Linked DNA regions of Homo sapiens: region 1 is linked to region 2. A link is a loop called in an ENCODE intact Hi-C map of the cell type or tissue named here. Cell type or tissue: heart right ventricle. All regions are shown on one strand. Links, peaks and the distances in the headings refer to the core of each region. The heading gives the core; the rest is flanking DNA. Region 1 overlaps CCSER2 (coiled-coil serine rich protein 2). Region 2 has its middle 16 kb from the start of LINC00858.

Region 1 (8,342 bases), core at 261-8,260, 98 kb after region 2:
GGCCATATTTTTGTGTTTTTAAATGTCTAGTCTTTGCTGGGCCATTAGCTCTAGGAGTGCAAGGTTCATATCTGTCTGTGACAACTGTATCCACAATAACTTGTGCAGTTGCTGGCACATAATGGATGTTCAGTAAATACTTAGTAGACAAATAATGCTTCTATGGGTGACATAATGGTGTTATGGAAAGCATATAGTAGTTCTGTTGAAGAAGAGAATGTGGTTTAATGCATGATTTTAAGTATGATTTTCCTTTCCCATTAGGTGGAATTTAGCCATCTAGACAGTAAAGAACACACATGCCTCTTGAGTTGCTCACCTCTGTTTTCCCCTGCCTACAGTGGTTTGGAAGACATAGATAACTATGAAATAGGACATTTTGGGTGAGGTTAGGGTCTAAAGTTAGCATGGAGTTTAAAAATCTTGTATAGTTGCCGTTGAGAAGCCAGATGGTGACTTAAGTTTAACCTGGTTATCTTTTCTTGCAGCTTTGGTTGAGTACCAAAGAGTTGGTCAGTTCAGAGAGTTGGCTTCTGCAAAAAATACCCATTTTCAGATAGTAGTATATCACTGTTGGTAATTTGTTCATACTGTGCCAAGCATGTATAAACTGAGACTTACTGAGAGAGGAGGAGATTCATGTCTTTTCCTATATGTTCACTTTGTAAGTATATTTTTATAGAGTGGAATGATGGGTGGAATCACCTATACCATTAATGTTCCTCTAGCTCTGGAAAGTAATTTTACTTTGTCTAAATTCAAATATATATGTGTTGGGAGGCTGAGATGGGAAGATCACCTGAGCTCAGGAGTTGAGGCTGCAGTGAGCTGTGATAGCACCACTGCATGCTGGCTTGGGTGACAGTGAGACCCTATCTAAATATATATATATGTATATATGTGTATATATATATACATATACATATATGTATATATATATACACACACACACGTGTATATATATATTTATTAATTATACACAGACACGTAATGTGATTGCCTCAACTATTCCCTCCTCCACCATCTCCACTCTTTTCAGGTACAGAAGTTCATTTATTTACAAACAGTTTTAAGTTCTGAAAGGCTGTTCATAAATTCTTTTTGTAAATAATCGCTAACATTTTCCTTTGGTGTCAGGCATTGCTGAGAAACTTTCATTTTGATTGGTTGCCTTGTTCATATGTACAGAAGCTTATGAGTTGAAAGTAGAGGAGTTTCTGTATGTGGGACCTGTGAACCTAGGCATTTACTGTCTCCTGGTCCTAGGACCCTGCTTTGCTTAGTGAAGTTTGCTCTTCAGAAAGATTCCTGTAACCTTCTCCCACTGGAAATGACTCAAGACCAGGAATATCTAATTTTCAGGACATACACTTTTTTGTCCCAACTTTTTTTTTTCTTTTTAAAAAGTGCTTTATGTCCAAAGGATTACTTAATTCCCCTAGGATGAGTTAATTCAGGCATTACTGTATCAATAGTATTTTATACAGTTGTGGAATTGGGAGGGGACTTCATTTATCTCCCCCTGGTGCACCTGCAACTCTGAAGGGTCCATTGTATCTGGGGGAAACAGAATGGAATGTAAAAAATGTTTAGTTGATTTATGTGAGGGTCAGGTCAAGAACAGGTTAAACTAATTACGATAATAGGGGTTAAAATAGAGCAGTGGTTCCACAGTGTTTGTGTGTATCAGAATCACCTGGAAGGCTTTATTAAAACAAGATCTCTGGGCTCTACAGAATTGCTGAGCACTATATCTAAGGTAAGGCCTTAGAAAATCTATTTTTAACAAGTTTCTAGGTGTTATTGATGCTACTGCTGATCAGCCTTGGTCAGGGTAGTTAGAAGTTTATGATTTTGCTAATTCAAGAGTCCTTTGTCTTTTGTAGGAGGAGTTAAATGTAGAGATCCAGGGTTTGGGAGTTCTCTGAATAGGGGTATATAAGTGCTCCTGAGAGAGAATGAAAATGAATGCTAAGAGAAGGAGGATAATGTGGAATGTGCTGAAATTTATTTCCTATCTCTTTCCCTGATGAAAGCATCCTTATTTGGGGTTTACTTTTTTATTTTTATTTTATTTTTTTTTTCTGAGACAGAGTCTCACTCTGTTGTCCAGGCTGGAGTGCAGTCGTGCAATGTCAGCTCACTGCAACTTCCACCTCCCGAGTTCAAGTGATTCTCCTATCTCAGCCTCCCAAGTAGCTGGGATTATAGGCACCTGCCACCACACCCAGCTGATTTTTGTATTTTTAGTAGAGATGGGGTTTCACCATCTTGGCCAGGCTGGTCTGGAACTCCTGACCTCAGGTGATCACCTGTCTCAACCACCTAAAGTGCTGGGATGACAGGTGTGAGCCACTGTGCCTGGCTGGGGTTTACTTTTTTAAATGGAAGTTTTATATGGATGTTTTCAAACATCATGTGTAGAGAAAACAGCATAATTAATCCCTGGTGTTATTTACCACTTACCTTTTAATAGTTTCAGTTTTAACTGTCACACTCCCTTTTTTGAGGGGTGTTTTGATATTTAATGGAGTGTTTCAGATTTTCTTACTTTGTGATTCTATCTTTTTTTCTGTATTTATCAGTTGTGGTTCTTCTATAAAGAAGATTTTCCATCAATTTTTTGGTTACTTTGAAATACAAGAAGAGCAGGATACATGCTTATTTCTTTTATCAATTTGTAGAATAAGTTGTCTTTGCAGTAAGGCTTATTTTTACTATTTATAGGAGTAGAAGCAGTTTGAGGCTTTTAATTTTTTAAGAGAAGCTTTAAAAAATGAAGTATAACTTACATACAATAAAATACATAAATCTTAAATGATGTACTCTTGGTGAATTTTACACCATCCAGATCAAGTTGCCAATGTCTCAGTCAACCCCTTTTCAGTTAGCCCGCTCTTGCAGAGTTAGTCTCTGTCCCAGGGATTTCCAACGTATGAATTCCAGATCGGCAGAATCAACATCACCTGGAAACTTGTTAAAAATACTTTTTCCTAAGGCCTTACCTTTGATATGTTGGTTCAGAAACTCTGGGAGTGGAGTCCAGAGATCTTGTTTTAATGAAGTCTTCCGGGTGATTCTGATACACACAAGCACTGTGGAACCACTGCTGTATTCTAACACATATTATCATAATTACTTTAATCAGTTCTTGACCTTACTCTCACATAAATGGATCAACTGAACATTTCTCCCATTCCATTCTGTTTCCTCCACATGCACTGGATTTTTTTCCTGTGCCCCTGGGTGAGAAGTCTTGCTGCTGCTTCCCCAGCAGTTTAAGGCTTTTGCTTCAGAGGACAGAAGGAGGCAGGGAAGTGAGAGGGTTTGTGTTTGTTCCAGTGCAGGCTTTCATCACCTCCTGCATGCCTGTGCCGTTAAGAGGGGGCTTTCTTATATGTTTCTCTTGAATGCTAGGTTGAGGCCCATGAGGAAGAGCTTGCTGTTGTGCTAGTCCACATTTGGCTTTTAAGCAGACATTAAAATGTTAGCTTATTACTCCTTTTTATGGTGGTCATTTCTGTCTTTTATGCTCAGCCAAAAGTGAAACTGTTAAATGTCCCGTCTCTCCTGGGAGGGGCTTGTCTCCCTTTGGAATTTGGTTGACTTGCTTGCCTTACAATAACAGCTTTCTGATGGGCTTATGAAAGGTTATGATTTTGAAGATTATCTGGCTCTTCCAGGTTTTTAGGTAGGAGTGATATTAATTGCAGCTTTTTACATCGAAAATGGAAATCTGACCTTCATATAAATGGAATCACACTATATTTATCCTCAAGTCTCTGGATTCTCTTGTTTAAAGGATCCTGTTAGTTTTATCTGTATTGTTGCATATAGCAATAATTAGGTCTTCATTACCATGTTGTATTCTATTATGTAGAAACTACCACTAACATTTTTCTTTTTTTTTTTTGAGATGGAGTTTCGCTCTTGTTGTCCAGGCTAGAGTGCAGTGGTGCAATCTCACCTCACTGCAACCTCTGCGTTTTGGATTTTTGGATTCTCCTGCCTCAGCCTCCCGAGTAGCTGGGATTACAGGCATGCACCACCATGCCTGGCTAATTTTGTATTTTGAGTAGAGACAGGGTTTCTCCACATTGGTCAGGCTGGTCTTGAACTCCCGACCTCAGGTGATCCGCCCACCTCGGCCTCCCAAAGTGCTGGGATTACAGGCGTGAGCCACCGTGCCTGGCCTCACTAACATTTTTCTATGAAACTATAATTCTAACGTATGTAGATGTTTACAAAATGTTTCATGTTTAGGTATTTACTGTTTGTCATATACTGAGCAAGCTGGGGCTTGAGTAGTGTATTCTGGTGAATCAAACCCAGTATGTGCCATTAGTGAATTTATGGCCTAGTAGTCTTCCATCCATGTTAATGTTACTCCTGTTACTGTTCTTCCTGATGCTGGATCTCCTATGGCCCTGTCCCTACTGCCCATTTAATTTAATATAGGGAACTTTGCTCAAGCAGATCCTGTATAGACTGAAATGTTAAATGTTTGCTTGTTTTGATTTGACCTGGTGTTTGTAAAATGTCTGTACTTAATTGTTATAGGTGTCTACTATTTTAAAAGGCAGTATATGGGTCAATATTGACGTAGTTTGGCATGTGTCATCTTTTCCTAGCCCTCTGCACATTAATGACATTTGCATGCCCCACAGGTATTTGAGTTTTGTGTTCCTGTACCAACTGGTAAAATTTGGAGGGAGAAATTTTTATGGTTTGGCCAGGGGAACTTCTGGTTCCTCTTGTTAGTATTTTTGTTCTTTTAAGTTTAAATTTCAGGAAGTAATATACATTGGATCTGCATAATAACCTTATTTAATGTTCTTAAACCACAAATTCCTTTTGAGCTTAACTTTTACAAGTTACTTTGAACTCCATTTATGTGAGTGAAAATGAAGTTGTAGCTGGAGCACAGAAAGGTCATATTGATACAATAAAGAGGCTTTGTGTTGAGCATGGCATGTCCTCTTTAAAACTTTGAAGAATCTGGAAGTAAGCGCACCATTTTAAACCTTTACTTTGGCTAAAGTTGTCATTTTTGCTTATTTAATTGGTATTTTATTTTATTTTATTTTAATTTATTTTATTTTATTTTTGAGATGGAGTTTCACTCTTGTCACCCAGGCTGGAGTGCAATGGCGCAATCTCCGGTCACTGCAACCTCTGCCTTCTGGGTTCAAGCAATGCTTTAGCCTCAGCCTCCCAAGTAGCTAGAATTACAGGTGCCTGCCACCACGCCCAGCTAATTTTTTTTTTTTTTTGTATTTTTAGTAGAGATGGGGTTTTACCATGTTGGCCAGGCTGGTCTCAAACTCCTGACCTCAGGTGATCCACCCGCCTTGGCCTCCCAAAGTGCTGGGATTACAGGTGTGAGCCACCACACCCAGCTATTTTTTTTTTTTTTTTTTGTATTTTTAGTAGAGATGGGGTTTTACCATGTTGGCCAGACTGGTCTCAAACTCCTGACCTCAGGTGATCCACCTGCCTGGGCCTCCCAAAGTGCTGGGATTACAGGTGTGAGCCACCACGCCTGGCCACTTATTTAATTGCTATAATCAAGCCTTTGAATCAGCTTATGCCACAGATGACAGCCAGGAAAAAATGGGAAAAGGGGATATGAAAGAAGTAGTTGAGTAACACAAGGTTAAAAAAAATTACTTTAAATTCTGATCTAGTTGTCTGAACTTGAAAGCAGATTTCCGAAGTAACTGCTTATACGTGTGTAGTCATCAGTATTGTTGTTCAGTTAATTGCTCTTGTACTTAGTAGTGAGTTTATGTCTGTTTAAACCCCTAAAATGCAGACAATTTATACCTTCTAAAAAACTATTTGAAAAACTAAAAAAAGACAGTGAGTGGGTGGTTCCTCAGATGATGAGGTAATGGATATGAAAGGAGTTTGAAAAAGTGACAGCTCTTACTGTTCTTCTGCTAAATTTCTGTAATTAATATCTAGGTCCTTTGCAGTCTTTATGGTTTTCCTCTGACATTAGCCATTCAGTCCCTTCCTTCATTCTTGTCCCTTGTTGTTAGTAGGCTTCTCAGAATACAGGCAGCATCGCTTAACGAAGGGGATCTGTTCTGAGAAATGCCTCCTTAGGCCATTGTTGTTCTGTGAACATCATAGAGTATACTTACACAGATGCAGATGGTATAGCCTACTACACACCAAGGCTATATGGTATACTATCTTGCTTATAGGCTACAAACCTGTACAGCATATTACTGTATTGAATACTGTAGGCAGTTGTAACACAATGGTAAGGAATTGTTTATCTAAAGTTATGTAAACATAGAAAAGTTACAATAAAAATACTATATAAAAGAGAAAAAAATGGTATACCAGTATGGGGCACTTGAATGGAGCTTACAGGACTGAAAGTTGCTCTGGATGAGTTAGTGAGTGAGTGGTGAGTGAATGTGAAGGCCTAAGACATCATTGCACACTAGTATAGACTTTATAAACTCTGTACAAACAGATACAATAAATATGTAAAAAATAAAGTAATTGCATTACAATGTTACAATGGCTAGCATGTCACTAGGCTATAGGAATTTTTCAGCTCCACTGTAATCTCATGGGACCATCGTTGTAAATATAGTCCATTATTGACTGTAACATCATTGCTTGGCTCACTGACTGTATTTCATTCCTTTGTCATGAAGGCAGTTTTCATTGGCCCTGGAATCAGGTAAACTTGAACCCGAATCCTCTTTGACAGTTTATGAATTTGTGACTTTGGACAAGTATATTAGCCTCTCTGAATCTTGGTTTTAGCTATTTAAGATGGGAAGAAATCTACTACCTTATAATGTTATGAAGATTAAACAAAAAGTATGAAGTGGTAAGCATGGTACCTATCATGTAAGTGCTTAATAATATTTGCTGCTGCTTTTCCCTTATCCAATTGTGGATTTCTTTTAAAAGCGAGAAGCTTGATTTACAGTTTTAAAAAAAGGCATTTATAAGTATTTTTGAATTTTTTTTTGTTTTTTTTTTTTTGAGATGGAGTCTGGCTCTTTTGTCCAGGCTGTAGTGCAGTGGTATGATCTCGGCTCACTGCAACCTCTGCCTCCCGAGTTCAAGTGATTCTTGTGCCTCAGCCTCCCGAGTAGCTCAGATTACAGGTGTGTGCCACCATGCCTGGCTAATTTTTGTATTTGTGGCAGAGACAGGGTCTCACCATATTGGCCAGGCTGGTCTCGAACTCCTGACCTCAGGTGATCTACATGCTTCAGCTGCCCAGAGTGCTGGGATTATAGGCGTGAGTCACCACGCCCGGCCTGAAAAAAATTTTTAAATATTAAATACCAATACTGTAAATTTGCTATACTTTAAAAAATTATTCTTGCAGAAACTAAAAAAAAACTGACATTTTCAAGCACTGGTCCAGATATTAGTCTTAGTTCACCACTAAATTAAAGCTCACAGATGGTATTAAAGTGTCTCAGAGATTATATCATTAGATGATGTAGGCAACATATATTTTTTCAAATTGTTAATGAATGGATTTTTTAGACACCTAACAGATTACAGTTTAGGTAAAGTGCATCAAAGACAGCATGGCTACCAAAATGAAGCAGACTCACAATGTCTATTTTATTTTATTTCAAAATTATAAGCAAATATAAGGGAAAATTTCATGAACTTTTAAAGACAGATGGTAGCTCATCAACGAATGAAGTGATAATATTCATAACGTAAACTTCATAGTGGAGCTGTCAGACTAGTTTATCTTAAGACCAAAGTTCAAGATGATTGATGTGATTTGTGTTGCAATTATTTGTACATTTAGAAATCGTTATTCTTCATAGAGAATAGCACATTCAGGTTCTAACATTATTCTTTTCCCCCACAAACTGGTGGAACCACAAACACCAGTAACAGTGTGTCTCTCTTGTGGGCTCATCTTGTGCCTCTAAGTTATTAATACTGAAGATGCTCTTGGGAGATAACATGTATTACCCTCATCTTAGGCAGGAAAATAGAGGCATAGAGAAAGGAAAGAATATAATTTTCTTTCCGTGGTCTACTTGTGACAGGCGGGGAAATGTTAAAGCCTTTCTGACTCACAGGCTCTTTAATCTTTAACATGTATTATTTATTGATTTGCAAAATGACCCTAATATGTAATATCAATACCAGTTTTCTTATGTTTATACCGAAAGTGGTTGTGGGTATGGTAGTATGTTTTGTGGAAAAGACCATTATCAAAAATGAGGAAGACAGTTGTCTGGCATGGATATTGCCACTGTCCCTTGCTCTGCTCCTGGCAAACATTGCTGCTTGATCATGTCACTACTTCAGAAGCTAGATTTGACCTCAGCATC
Region 2 (8,342 bases), core at 183-8,182:
GCTCTGTCACCCAGGCTGAAGTACAGTAGCACCATCATAGCTCACTGCAACCTTTGCCTCCCAGGTTCAAGCAGTTCTCATGCCTCAGCCTCCTAAGTAGCTGGGATTACAGGCATGCGCTACTATGTCTGGCTAATTTTTTGGGGTTTAGTAGAGACAGGGTTTCACCATGTTGAACAGGCTGTCCTCAAATTCCTGACCTCAGGTGATCCACCCACCTTGGCCCCCAAAGTGCTGGGATTACAGGCATGAGCCACCGTGTCTATCCTTGAGTTGATTTTTATATATGGTAAGAGATATGGGTCCAGTTTCATTCTTCTGCATATGGCAATTTAATTTTCCCAGCACCATTTATTGAAAAGGTGTCCTAACATCACTCCTTCTAAATCCTCTAACCCTTAACATAAGGATGTTAACATGGACATCACAGGGTTGTTGTGAGGCTTGAAGATAACATGTACTCACTAAGCACATAGAAAATACTCATTAAAACAGAGCTGTTCGTTAAGTCTTGGCCATGCCTTGCAGGGACTCAGTCTTACATAGAAAGGGGTAAAAGCCCCAGGGTTTGCTTATGGGACCTCAAGCCAGGCTGCCAGCATTCAAACACCATGTATTAAATCGTGATCTGCTGCCCGTCACTTCCTCTGCCTGTGCATCGTTTCCCAAGTTGGGAGGTGAGATGATGGAAGTGGCAACTTGACTACACAGAAAGGACCAGAACATTCCCTGTCATGGTAAGTGCTCATGGAGTATCAGCCACCAGTACATGCCAGTCAAAGACAGCCTCTGGTAATACGGGGCTAGGCCTGCACATTACTTTAAAATGTTTTGAGGTTTGTTGCCAACATTTAAAAATCAGGACAGTTTATTTAAATCCAGATGTCAGAAGATGAGGCTTTACCCGGCTGCCTTCCTACATTGTTACAGTTTGTAGAGCTCAGGGCAGCTCGGCCCTTTGCCCAGGACACATGCTCTTGTGTCAACCTCAGTGCCTGTGTCCCCTGTTGATCCTGTGGGCCTCTGGGTTTGTGACAAGAGCCATCCCGAGTCCCCAAGAGAAAGAGACGAGGCCGAACACATCAGCGTCCTCATCTGTGCTCAGAGGAGAGGCAGGGAGGAAGGTGGTTTGGTTAGGCTGCTTTCAGGGATGGCTTAAGCTCAAGCCTTGCATCCCCAAGGCTTCCCGCAGGAGTGAAAGGAGGGCTTGGGAATGGCCACCCTGGCCTGGGTTGGCAGGAGATGGGAAGGGCTGAAGCAGCACCTGGTGAGGAATGACCAGAGTCCCGCCTGAAGCTACTCACTTCAGAAGCCCCATGTCGGCCCACACCCCCCAATTCCCACTCATGGAGTGGGCTTGGGGAGACTCATCACCTTCAGGCTCTTCTGCCCATGTTCCCAAGCACTTTTAGGATCTTGTCCCCTGTGACACTGCGTGCAGGGCTTCTTCTCTGCCCTCCTTCCCACTCACCCCACAACCTCCCCTGCACCCCTGCCTTCTTTTAAGCAGCTCAGCTGCCTCTGGGGGAAGAGGACAAAGAAAGTGGCTGAATCCTGTCTGAAGTCCACCTCCCTGTGGGCCCTTGGCACAGTCCCTGAGCTGGGATAGGAATCAGAGTCCGCCCATCCCTGGCACTTGGCCTGGCAGAAGTTAGACCACAGCCCTCAAAGGCCTAAATCCTTCTCAGGCTCGCTTTGCTCTGCGCAACCCCTAAGGTGATGGATTCACAGTCCTCAAGCTCTCTGCTGATTTTCTACAATGAATATGTACCACTTTTGCAATCACAAAAACATGTAAAGAGTAATGTTACTTCTACCTCCTTCAAGTGTTTTATCCCTGGCTGTAGTTGTATGTTCCCTGCAGAGCCTGTGGGCCTCTGGGTTTGTGACACTAATGCAGGAGTCCCCATCCCTGAATGTATATCTGTATATCTGGTGAGACCCGGGGCCCTGAAGGGAAATGGAGATGGTGGGCAAGGTGACTGAGGAAGTCTGATGATGAAGGCGCAGCTGACCCAGGACCGTGGAGGCAGGAGAAAGCAAGCTCCGTCCCACAGAGCGGAGGGGAAGAATAGATAAGCCCCATCAGTCTGAGTTTGCTGAGCGTCATTCCCCACCAGCCTTCCTCTCCTGCCTCCCTCCTAGGCTCCTCTGGAGCAACTGCTCACCCTTTCCTGGGCACCCCTTGGTCTTTTTTCTCCATTCACTTGTGACCCCTTAATGCCACCCCCTGCAGACACAATGAATTTTAGGGGGACACACCAACAAGGTCCCCCCGCCCATGTTAGTCATCACTAGCACCACAGTGCTCTCTCCAAGTTCCGTGCAGCCCTGGAGAACTGGGGCCACATTGTGGAAAGGGGAACAAGAGCAAGGTGAGAAGACTGAGTCTGGAGAAGTCAGGAAGGAAGAAAGAAGGGTGAAAATAGCAGAGACTGTGCTAGAGCCTCATCTGCAGAGCTCGAGGGCTCAGGGCATCTTCACTGGAGGCCCGGGGAACCAGCCTAACTTCTCCTGCCCTGGCCTCTAGCCACACTCTACACTAAAGACCACATTGATATGCAGACACACAGACTGGACTTGGAAGAGGCCACCAGGAGGTGGACGTCCAGAACCAGCAAGCATCAAGCACCAGAAAATGTCACCTCCAGCAATCACTTCCTCATTTGTAAGCCAGCATCCATTTGACCCCCTGAATCCCTGTCTGTGTCACTTAGTTCTGACATATTCACCTATCCATCCAATACGTATCTACTGAACAGCTGCTGTGTGTCAGACACGTGCTCGATGCGACGACGCAGTACCAAGATCCTTTCCAGATACTGCCAGAAAATGTCCACTGCCTCTTTGTCTCTTCGTTACATTTGTGAGTAAAATACAGGTGTTAACAATAGCTAGGAAATCAAAGATAGAAATTACGGTACAGCCATGTCCAAGTAAGTGAAATCAGGTATAATAATAAGGTTATCAAGATAGCCCAGAAATTTCCTTCAGAATCTCTGCAAGTCCTTATCACAAAACTAAACAGTTATCCCTGGCTCTAGATAAATTAAGCGTGCACTCTATGCTTCATTGTGTACTTGATTTAATTGTATTTCAAGAGAATTATCCCCCACTGAATTTCAATGTGTAGCCAATTTTAGCCCCATTCTGGATTTTTAAAATTTTCTGTTTGACTTGGAAATCACCATTTTTTTTCTTTTGTTTCTCTATTTTTTTAAAACCACATAGTCCTATGTAAGAAAACCACCATGATTTCTAAGAACAGTTTTCCCTAAATTGGCATCCACAGAGGAAGGCCCCATAACATGCACTCCTGTAGTGTGACCAGGCCTTGCCATCCCCTCGCTGGGTAACCTTGGGAGTCAAGACCCCCTCTGGCCCATCCCCTCTATCATCTCAGTCCCCCAGGGCTCTGACACAGGCAGAAGATTCTCAAACACTATCGAATTTTTTTTCTCCAAACTAGATGTTTGTGGTGGACTGAATGTTTGTGTCCCCTGAAATACCTATGTTGAAACCCAGTACAGTTAAATGAGGTCATAAGAGCGGAGCCCTGATCCCATAGGATTGTGTCCTTATGAGAAGAGACACCGGAGAGCCTGAGCTCCCTCTTCTCCCACCCCAAGCATATGTCCAGGAAAGACCATGTGAGCTCACTGTGAAAAGTTGGCCCAGCCCAAGGAGAGAGCCCTTACCAGACACCAACACTGCCGGCAACTTGATCTCCGACTTCCAGCCTCCAGAAATGTGCAAAATAAATTTCTGTTGCTTAAGCCACCCAGTCTATGTATTTTGTTACAGCCGCTTTAACAAACTAATACAGTGTTACATCAAAGCTCATCATTGAAACAGATGATAATGGAGGGGACCAACAGCCCAACTGGTGCCCCCAGCCCAGGAACACCCAGTGCCACTTCTGCAGAACCCGGGGATTGTAAAAATCCCATTTAAAAGTTATAAAATTTGGCTTCTAAGATCCCCTCCCACTCTAAGATCCATTGATTCTAGAATGTATTTGAGTTCTTTCACAAAGAAATGTAAGTACCGTAGAATATTATCACCCACCTCATCCTCTTGCTGGGAAAGATGGCTCTGCCTATTGCCAAATGGACTTGACATCACAAATAAAGTAGAAAGTTGTAACCAAGGTAAAGGATTGGCCCCTTCCGGAGACCTTCACTGGCACAATTTTCCTGGGGAGGGAAAGGGCTGTGCATTTGATTGTCTAGCAAGAAAGTAGATACCAACTAGATACTGCCTGAACTATACAGTATCTATATTCCCTGTTAAAGGGAAAAGGGATCCCACAAATTTTCTATATAGATAAATAAATTCATTGGCAAAGAAGTTGGCCTAATTTATTCATATCTTTCTTTTTGCCTCATAATTAATAGAATTTCTGCTGTTCTCCCTGTCAGAGATACTCCTGGTCCAATTCTCTCAAATACAAGCTCACTCTCCTTCCCACCACAACTGTCTCCCTTCTTGTGTTCCCTGTGTATGTAAATATCACTATTATCTGTCCTGTCATCTAAGGTAAATGAAGAGAGAAGGGAAAAGCAGAGATCCGACATGCATAAATACTCGCACTGGGCAGAATGTGAGGGTGGCGCAGTGCTCAGCAGGTACCACAAGGTGGCAGTGCCCTCTCAATGATCAGTACATCCTGAGCTGCCAGCCCTGATGGTAGTGCCTCTCCGCAGAGCCTGGGGGTCTCCTGCTGAGGCCGCGTGGGTGGGTTATTGATTCCTGCAGGATTTCCGACACGTTTTCCTTTGCCTGCTCGTGATACAGACGAAACCTGACACTTAACTGTTTCTACCTCAAATGATGACATGATTCCACATCTCTCTCTTTCTTAAAGGAAACACAGTGTCATGCACGTTGGCCAGAGGAGTCTTTGATGGCCCCATGGAGTCAGTCCCTTTTCTCTGTCTATAGAACAGCCATTGAATGTCTAGCCAAATGGAGGCCTCCAAAGCCCTGCACACCACAGCATTTTGATAAGAGGTCTGGGCCTGGGTTTTGTCTTTGTCTGACTGATAAGTCAGGGCAGTCCCTGGATTTCTCCAACCTGGGACTGTTCATCTGAAAAGTGGTGGTGATTAGCCCTCATGCTGTGATCATAGGTGGAAGAACACTGCAAACTATGGGGTGTGGGGCAGGAGGGTTCGGAGAAGCACCCCACTCCTCAGGCAGAGGCACAATAAATGACATTTGGCAATTGTGGGCAATGTTTCTAAGGTAACGAGGGCTGGGAAAGCACTGGGTGAAGGCCAGAGATATAATCCTTAAGTCTTCCCTCTGTTCTCGGTTGAGGTAACTTGCTGCTCCTCTCTTAAGCTGCTCCTTGGCCCCAACATCACACACCTGCTCTTCCCTCCATCCACCTGGCAGCTCTCACAATGGCCTCCATTATCCCCTGCACAGCATCCTCAGCTCAGCTGCCCTGCCCTCTGCAGCTGTCCAACACATGCACCGCCTTCGCCTTCTAGATCACAGCCAGCTTGGCAGATTGGAAAGGGCTCAGCTTTGGGTGTTGGAAATCCCTGGGCATGAATCCAGGATTTACCATTTATTCAATGTGACAAAGATTCTCTGCTTGACCAAACTCGAGTCAGGCTCTTGAACCTTCTTCTAGGCCCATCTCTGAACTTCCTTGTAACACCCAGTTGTAGCAAAGAACCCTATTAAGTTAGTTTAGCAAGAACCATCAGCCCTGGATATCTGATCAGGTTCCTCAGCCTGCACCATCCCCCAGGTGATTTCTGATCACCCTGGCCTGTCTTCAGCAAGAATCTTGTTCGATAGGTTTAGCCAGAATCCCTTTTATTCTTGATGTTTCATCTTAGTAATTTTCCATCCAGCAAACCACACCCTGCTCCTGGGCTATCGTTTCCGACTTGTCCATCTCTCTCACCCATTGCAACATTCCATTGCAGCTGTCCCTACACCTATAGCGATGGTCCTGAATAAAGTCTTTACCATGCTTTCACAAGTGTCATCGAATAGTATTTTTTAACAAATGTCTAAGCAAGTTCGAGCAAATTTTTTATCTCTGAGTTTGTTCCACATCCACAAGAATGGACTCATTTGGGTGGCATACTTTAAAGCACATGGTACCCGGTAGGTGCTCAATAGATATTAGATATGTTCCATCAGGGACTTCATCATCTACTCTTTGCTGTCACTCAAGAAAAGGGTGTGTAGGAGAATTGTGATAATTGACTGGCGATTACACACCACAAGTGTCCCAACTACTCCCTCATTTAATCCCCACAACATCCTCACAAGCACAGTTCTCAACTTCGTTTGCAAATTTGAATCACCTGGTTCCTGGTGACTCAATGTGTTATCCCTGCACTGGAAGCCCCAACCTCATTTGGGAGCTTGTTCGAAATGTCTCAGGGTTGGGCGTGGTGGCTCATGCCTGTAATCCCAGCACTTTGGGAGGCTGAGATGGAAGGATCACTTGAGTCCAAGAGCTGGACACCAGCCGGGGCAACATAGTGAGCCCTTGTCTCTGTAAATACATACATACACACATACATACATACATACATACATACATACATACATACATACATAAAATAAAAATTTTTTAAAAAGAAATGTCTCAGGCCCTCAAGTCTCAGGGCCCAGCTCAGAACTCCTTAATCCAAATCTTCATTTTAACGACCCCTAGAGTTGGTTTGTGTGCACCTTAAAACTTGAGAAGCCCCAGAGAGCCTTACAGATTATAGCTGTCTAGGTCCCTGGCACAGAGATTCTGATGTGGTAGGTTTAAAGGGCTGGCTGGCTTGGGCTTTTTAAGCTCCCAGGTGATTCTGATATGCAGCCATGAGTGAGAACCACCACTTTTGGGGAGTGGTATGAACAGTTCTGTTTCATGAAGAGTGATTTAACTGAGATTTACTCTGAGTTATCTCTGAGGCCATTGTTTGCTGTTTTATATTAATATATATTTCTCTCTAGGTGTTCATTCTTCTTCACTTGCTCTTGTTCTATGGCTTGCTCTCATCTTTCTCTTACTAATTCTCCCAAATTCCAAAGACCATAGGCCAGCAGGAGAGCCTCAGCCCAAGGCTTTTTATTTTATTATCATGATATCATCCACAAGATAATAGGGCCAGGGCTTTTAGTGGGCGCACTAAAGAATAAGAGGTTAATAATACTGCTGAAGGTCATACAGTAAATGAGAAAGCTTGGTTTGTGCCTCCTGGCACAGGGATTTTTGGATATCAGTGCAGGCAATGCACATCCAAGATGCTGTAGAGCAGCACTTCTCAAACTCTTCGGTGCACACAAATCACCTGGGATCTTGTTAAATGCAGACTCTGGTTCAGTAGGCCTGGGTAGGGACCAAGGATGCATTTCTAACAAACTCCCAAGTAAACCGATGTTACTGAGTTGCAGTGTGTTCAGCCAAAGCAACCGATTATGATCCTAGCTGCTCCTCCATCACTTCCCAGCCTCTGACTGGGTGTTCATTGTCTCTCACCTGCCAGATGATTCAGATCAATGTTTCAAGTTGTGTCATTGGACTGAGCTCTGAAAACCTCCATGCCAGGCCTAAGATGCCACTGGGTGGCGCTCTGGTGCACCTCCCTATGGCATTTCCTGTTGCCGCACAGCTGTTGGGTGTTCACCATTCAACAACAATTCAACAAATATTTATTGAGCCTAACTGTAAGTCAAGTTTAAACAAGACAGACAAGGTCCTCATGAGGGGCTTACATTGTACTGACAATAAACAAGTAAATGTATAAAAGAAATCGTTACAAATTTTGATAAGCACTTTGGAGGACATAAACTAGGGAACAGATAGGGAAGCTGGGAGAGGTGGTTGGGAAAGACCTCTCTGAAGAGGTGATATTCAAGCTGTGACTTAAACGATAATAATAAGGCTGTCAGGTGAGGGCAAAAGGAAAATATTTCAGGCAGAGGGAACAGCAAGTGGGAAAGGGAGTGGCTGTTCGAGGAGAGGCATGAGGCTGGGGCAGAAAGCCCAAAGAGAAGCAACGGGAGACGCAGGGGACATGTCCATCCAGTAGGGCTGGCTGGGATGGGGAAGGGGAACAGTGAGTTTTATTTTAAGAGCAAATGAAAATCTTTGAAAGGTTTTCATCAAGAAAGTAACCAGATCTGGTTTCCATTTTTAACTGATGTCTCTGGCTGCTGTTTGGGGGCTACATTGAACAGTAGAGGCTGAAAATTGAAGTAGGGATTGTTACAATAGTCCAGACCAAAGATGCTGCTGCCTTGAACTAGGTGGTGGTGACGATAACAGTGAGATATGGACAGATTTGTTACACAGTTTTAGAAACAGATGTTACATG

The links. Peaks named below come from ENCODE experiments on the same cell type or tissue, not always from the same donor. Only the 100,000 strongest peaks of a DNase experiment are listed, where the experiment ranks them.
Region 1: it touches region 2 in a loop (4-fold over the local background); 82 of 110 quality-filtered maps call a loop at or near these places.

Annotation. Positions count from the first base shown.
Region 1 is chr10:84,357,746-84,366,087 of GRCh38, forward strand. The region is part of intron 1 of CCSER2 (coiled-coil serine rich protein 2); the gene reads left to right. Among named protein-coding and RNA genes, the nearest start is that of CCSER2, 33 kb to the left of the region's middle. In heart right ventricle, for the core only: no CTCF peak of the experiment used is centred there; no DNase peak of the experiment used is centred there; H3K4me3 peaks cover 772 bases; H3K27ac peaks cover 1,158 bases.
Region 2 is chr10:84,260,134-84,268,475 of GRCh38, forward strand. No RefSeq gene overlaps it. Among named protein-coding and RNA genes, the nearest start is that of LINC00858, 16 kb to the right of the region's middle. RefSeq lists a silencer at 4,568-4,717. In heart right ventricle, for the core only: CTCF peaks have their summits at 4,630 (motif pointing right) and 7,594 (motif pointing right); DNase peaks (open chromatin) are centred at 4,658 and 7,588; H3K27me3 peaks cover 1,081 bases.